Linked DNA regions of Homo sapiens: region 2 is linked to region 1. A link is a contact called in ENCODE Hi-C data. All regions are on one chromosome and are shown on one strand. The core of a region is the stretch at or near the end of the contact, and the rest is flanking DNA. Distances in the headings are between cores, read along the strand shown. Region 1 has its middle 5.4 kb from the start of MIR183. Region 2 holds the start of KLF14 (KLF transcription factor 14).

Region 1 (2,674 bases), core at 54-2,553:
TCCAGCCGCCGATCTTGGGGAAGGGCTGGGAACCTGGGTGCCACTAGCGCTATTAACAGGAATGGGGCAGTTGAGGGCGGGGAACGGTGTCTCATTCGCGTGCGCCGGGGTTCCCGGGATGAGTGGCCGCGAAGTGGAGGCACACGGGAGGTCTGAGAGCCGCTTTCCCCCAGAGACTGGGCGGGGCGGCTCCGGGCCACGGAAGCAGCCTCGAACCAGCCGCGCAGCCCTGACAAGACGCTGGAGGGGCCAGCTCCGGGGCCCCGGCGCTCTCCGCAGCCCCCTCCCAGCCTGGCGCTTCCGCCTGAGCCCACCAGGGCGGCGAAACGCAGCCCGACCCCAGCCAAACTCCTCGCGGGTAGGCACCTCGCAAGCACCGGCCGCACTCGGACCGCAGCCGCTCCCGCCCCCGCCCCCGCCCGGGAACAGCGCTGGGCGCTGGGCAGACGCCACTGGCGGACCCGGGACCCAGGCGCCCCGTGGGCGCCTCCGCCTGAAGGCGCGGAAGAGCGAGTAGGCACTGCCGCGTCATCCCCGAAAGCCAGCTGCGCCGGGACTTCTGCCCTGCACCCGGGTTCTAGTGCGGCCGGTCCCGGGCGCCCGCCTCCGCCTCCTCTACTGAGCCCCGCTCTGGCTCCGCCCGGCCCGCCCCCCCGCTCCCGGCCCCAGACACTCACCTGCGCCGGCTCCAGGCTGGGCGCACAGCCGCCTCTCAGCTCCGCGCGGAGTCCACACCAGAGAAGCCAGGCAAAAACGGCCCCGGTTTGGAAAGAGCCGCATGGACGGAGCTTGAAGCGCGCCCGGCCCGGGCCCAAACCTCCGCTGCCCCGCGAGAGGGGGCGGCGCCGGAGCGCCGAGCCCAGCGGGGGAACAAAGGGGAGCCGGGACCCGGCCGCGCGCTTCCTGGGTGTCGGGTGACAGGTCTGCCGGGGAAGGCCCCGGCCCGGCCACCTGAAGAGGAGCCGCCTCCGCGCTGCAGGCGGGGGAGGTCCAGAGGGGTACCTGGGCCCGAGGACCGGAAGAACAGGGGGCGCGGGCTGCCCGGACCGCGCGGCTGGACGGAGGCCCTGCGGCTCCGGCACGGCTGCGCGGGGGCTCGACGGAGTGCACAGAGAATGACTCCAGGAGGGTTTTACCGCCCCCCGCCCCGGGCCCCGCCCGCCCCTCGCGCAGCGCCATTGGCTCAGGTGCCGCGAGGCGGGGAGGGGCAGGGGGCGGGCCGGGGATGATTCACCTTGAATGTGGCTCCGGTTGGTGCGCGGCGCAGGGCACGCCCGTCCGGGACTGCGGAGACGCCGGGAGCCCCGCCTGCTTGCCCAACCCGGCCGGGTCTGGCCCCAAGGGGTCCCGTCGCCCGCCTTCTATCCCCGCCTCCTGCCCTCGGGCTAGGGTGCCGCTAGCCGAGGTGCGCCCGGACGCCCTGCCACCCCAGCGCCCTCTGAGCCCGGAGCTAGCCGAGGTGTGTGTGGCGTGGCGTGCTTGGAAATCCGACCCTGGGAGGGGGGAGGGGAAGTGCGTTGGGAGCTGGGGCGCACCGTAGGGCCACTGGACGATCTCTGCAGTCTCCCCGCAGAAAGGTGCTCAAGGCTGACCTGTCTCAGGGGGCGCACCCGGACCCAGGGGCGCAGGGCTGGAATGGGGACAAGGGGCCTCCATGTCCTCACACGCCCACCCTCGGCCAGTTCTGCGGCCTCACAGGTGTCTGGCCACCGCTGCCGCCGCCGCCGGGAACAAAGGCTGTCTGTCCCAAGAGAGGGAGGGGGAGGGGAGCCGCCCCCCAGACCCGTTCCCATCTCCCCCTCCCCCCACTGCGACAGTGGCTCCCTCGGGAGGGGGCGGGGCCAGCCGGGGCTGGGGCGCGGACGCGGATTAGATCCTTCTCAACCGTCCTTTGGTCTGACACCACCCGGAGCATTCAGAAGGGACCGGGGGGCAGGGGCTAGGTCCTCCAAGCTGTCAGCGTTGGGGTGGCCTCTTCCTTCTTCCCCAGCATCCTGAGCACCGGAGCGCCCCCTCCCTCCCTGCTGCTTTGGCTGCCCTTGGCAGTCCCAGCTCCGCCCCGCCCGGCCGCCCCAGACGGCAACGGCAGCTCAAAACCAGATTAAAATAAAACGTTAATCCGCCCTTCTCCTTTTTAGCTTCTAGTTCTTCCCAATCGACCCCCGCAGATCTGGCACCCTAGAAGCCCCTGTAAAATGAGGGTGGTGCTTAGCCTATGCTCCCACCAAACCTAACCCTTGCACTTGAAGACCGTTAACACCTTGTCTTGGGCTCGAGCAAAAGAAGGGGGTGAGGCAGTGGAAGCGGGGCCCGGGAAATCTATAGTTTCCCCACCCCCAGCTCCTGCCGAGCCGGGAGGGGCCAAGGGTGACGGCAAGGATACGAACCCTTCAATATGCCCGACTCCCGGGCAGGGCCTGCTGAAGCCGTAGATGTCGCAGCCAGATGGATCGGGAAGCAAGATTCCCACCCCAGGTGGATAACTGGACGAGTCTCAGGGCCTCGGGGCCCCTCTCCCCATGCAGCCAGGGATGGGCACGGTGAGCGAGAACCCGGACAGCGGAGATAATGAGCACGTCACAGAGCCCAACGGGCCAAAAGGGGGTGATAGCTCCACATTAACCCCTCCCCGTCCTACTAGCATTCCCCCGCCCATCTAGGTCGCCTCGAGCCT
Region 2 (2,674 bases), core at 50-2,549, 950 kb after region 1:
GAGTCCACATGTCTGCCTGGACCCACCCTCAGAGCAGAGGAACCAGTCTGTGCCTTGGTGTAATGACTCTGGGAAAGAAGGATGGGCAGAGAGAAAGCAGGGACAACGGCCTGGGGGATCATCCTTGAGGGTAAGACTGACAGCAATGACTGTCCTACAGGCAGGTGGTGAAGCTGGGCGCCGGGCCGGGACCGGAGCCGGAGGCGGAGCTTTCCACCTCGCTGGTGAGTGGCGGGTCGATGCGGGGAGTTCGACGACGTCCCCGGTACTCGATCATATCTGGATGATAGGTTGGGTGGCGGCGAGCATGCTTGGTCAGGTGGTCGCTCCGGGAGAACTGCTTGGGGCAGAGGGGGCAGGAGAAGCGCTTCTCGCCCGTGTGCGTCCTGTAGTGGCGGGCCAGCTCGTCGGAACGCGTAAACTTCTTGTCGCAGTCGAGCCAGTCGCAGGAGAAAGGGCGCTCACCCGTGTGGGTGCGCTGGTGGGACTTGAGGTGCGACGACTTGTAATAGGCTTTGGTGCAGCCCGGGAAGGGGCATTGGTGGCGCTTGGCAGCAGGTGTGACAGACCTCCTCCGGGGCGCCTGATCCGCGGCGGGGGCGGGGCCTGCCCCTAGGGCCCCTCCAGAGAACCCACCAGAGGCTGCTGGTGCGCCCGGGGCAGCAGGCGCGCTTGGGACGGCGGGCGCATCGGAGGAGCTCTCGGGAGCGCAGACCGCCGCGGCGCCGGAGGCGGGAGCCAGCTCGGAGCACGGGGTCTGGACGGAGCACGGGATCGGGTCGGAGAAGCCGGACGAGGCGCGTGGAGCTTCCCCCGAGTTCTCCCAGGAGCCCTCGCCAGAGCTGCCGCGCAAGTCCGCCCAGACGCTTGCAGCCAGCAGGTGGGGCGCGGCGCCGCCCGCGCCGGGGCTGGGGGCGGGGACCTGCGGGAGCTGGGGGACCGACGCGGGCCCCGGTGGCCCCGGACCCGGCAGAGCGGACTCCGGCGGCGCCGCACCCACCTCCGAGCCAGCGGCTCCACCCGCGCCCTCGGGGTCCGGCGGGCGGCGGTGAACCACGGCGCCCGCGGACATGGACACCAGGCACTCGGCGGCGAAGTAGTCCAGGCACGCCACGGCGGCCGACATGCTGGGACCGCCCGGCCGCCGGCGAGCGCCGTCCGAACGCGGCCGGCCGCGGGCGACGGAGTTCCCGGGAGCGTCCGTCCCGCAGCCTCGGAGCGAGAAGCAGGAGGCCGGGTGCTCGCCGCCTGCCGCCTGCTGCCGCCGCCGCCGCCGCAGCCGCCGCTGCCGCCGCCGCCCGCGCGGAGCCCGCCCCGCCTGACGCGCCCCTGACGCACCGGAGCCCGCGGGGGCGGCAGAGACCCGCCCCGGCCCGCAGGACACCCCCTCGGAACGCGCGGCCCCCGGCTAAGTCATGTTTAACAGCCTCAGAAATTATCTTGTCTCCGCGTTCTTTCTTCTGCCGGCGAGCCAGGTAATGGTAACAGAGCGAAACTCCCCAGTCGGAACTTCTGGGTTGCAGCAGCCTCGCCCCCCCTCCCCGCAGCCCGCCGCCCGCTGGTCCGTCGCCAGCTGGGTGTCCCGCGGAGTCCCAGAAAGTTTTTTTTTTTTTTAAGGAAAAAAATTGCTAATACCTGACATGTCTTTCGGTTCATAATTGCGATTGTTAGCGAAGTGGTCTCGAATTCCATTTCACTCCCCGTTCGCCGCTCTCAGACTAAATTGCAAATATCCCCAAGTCTGTAGCAAAAAAAGTTTTCTCATTGAGCAGGTCAACTGTGAACCCGGGGCCGGGAGCAGTTCCCTAAATAGATCCGCTACGTAGCCATTAATTAATAGCATCTCGAACCAGAAACAGTTTTAACCTTGGAAAAGCAAAGAATCCTCTCCCGGTTGAAATTGAAACTTAAAATCCTTTGAGTAACGATTTAACTATTCAGCCAACGAAAGAAAAATGCATGTTTAAACTGCATTAACCTGTCACTGGCATCCAAACAAATTTAAACGCTGAGATATAAATTATAGTCTAGCGGCGAGATAAACACATTAAAATGGACTCCCACCATTTTAATAATAGAAAGTCACGTTTCCAATTAGGCATTATCTTGTAATTTGCTTTTGACGAAAGTTAAATGTAAGGAAATGCAGCACATGATATAGAATGCTCATATGGTGTTTTGTGATTGTGGAGGTTTGCCTTTTTTATAATCAAATGCATGTACGGTTTCTTTTACGTGTCTTCATTGCTCTCATTTTTTCCCTCGTTTTTCTTTTTAAAAATGTAAAACTACATAGAAAAACAAACAGGATAATTTCTAAAAATAGTCATATCTTAGTTTTTGATGTATACAAGCTTTTATATGAGTGAATTGTGTGCATTTTATTTGTAGTTCTTCAGTACTTTTTCTTTTGAAAATTAATACGTATGTATCAAGAATAACATACGTTCATGTATTTACTGCCTAGGGTAATCAAATGTGAAATTTTTGTTATAGTTGTTTCATGTTTTTATTTATATTAAACATTACAGATAGAGTTGAATGTCACTTTGTTTCCCTCCCCAGTTCCATTCACCTTTCTCCCTCTTCACTTTTCTAGGTAATTAGTATTATAAAGTGGCTATTTAATCTGCATTTGTTTTGATACCCGTATTACCTAATTATACATGTAAAT

The links. Hi-C counts contacts between places; a loop is a spot of excess contacts on that map. Pooled maps may share reads with other maps.
Region 2: a loop to region 1 is called in a pooled map, with 6 times the contacts of the local background. The contact joins the promoter of KLF14 here to the enhancer-like site in region 1. A Hi-C loop is called at or near these places in 3 of 37 single-sample maps with no recorded cell type and 6 of 50 pooled maps.

The regions. Positions count from the first base shown.
Region 1 is chr7:129,779,113-129,781,786 of GRCh38, forward strand. No RefSeq gene overlaps it. Among named protein-coding and RNA genes, the nearest start is that of MIR183, 5.4 kb to the left of the region's middle. RefSeq lists silencers at 371-500, 651-730, 791-1,590 and an enhancer at 1,211-2,056. Within about 2 kb of position 1,304, at least 14 of the 41 ENCODE cell types and tissues checked have a DNase peak (open chromatin) inside an H3K27ac peak, as active enhancers do.
Region 2 is chr7:130,732,908-130,735,581 of GRCh38, forward strand. It overlaps KLF14 (KLF transcription factor 14), which reads right to left and starts at 1,300. Exons shown (of 1, transcript NM_138693.4): 1 at 1-1,300. The coding sequence starts at 1,126. The coding sequence ends at 155. LOC105375508 (a long non-coding RNA gene) reads left to right here and starts at 1,357. Exons shown (of 4, transcript XR_927978.3): 1 at 1,357-1,475. RefSeq lists an enhancer at 371-908 and silencers at 804-963, 1,034-1,113.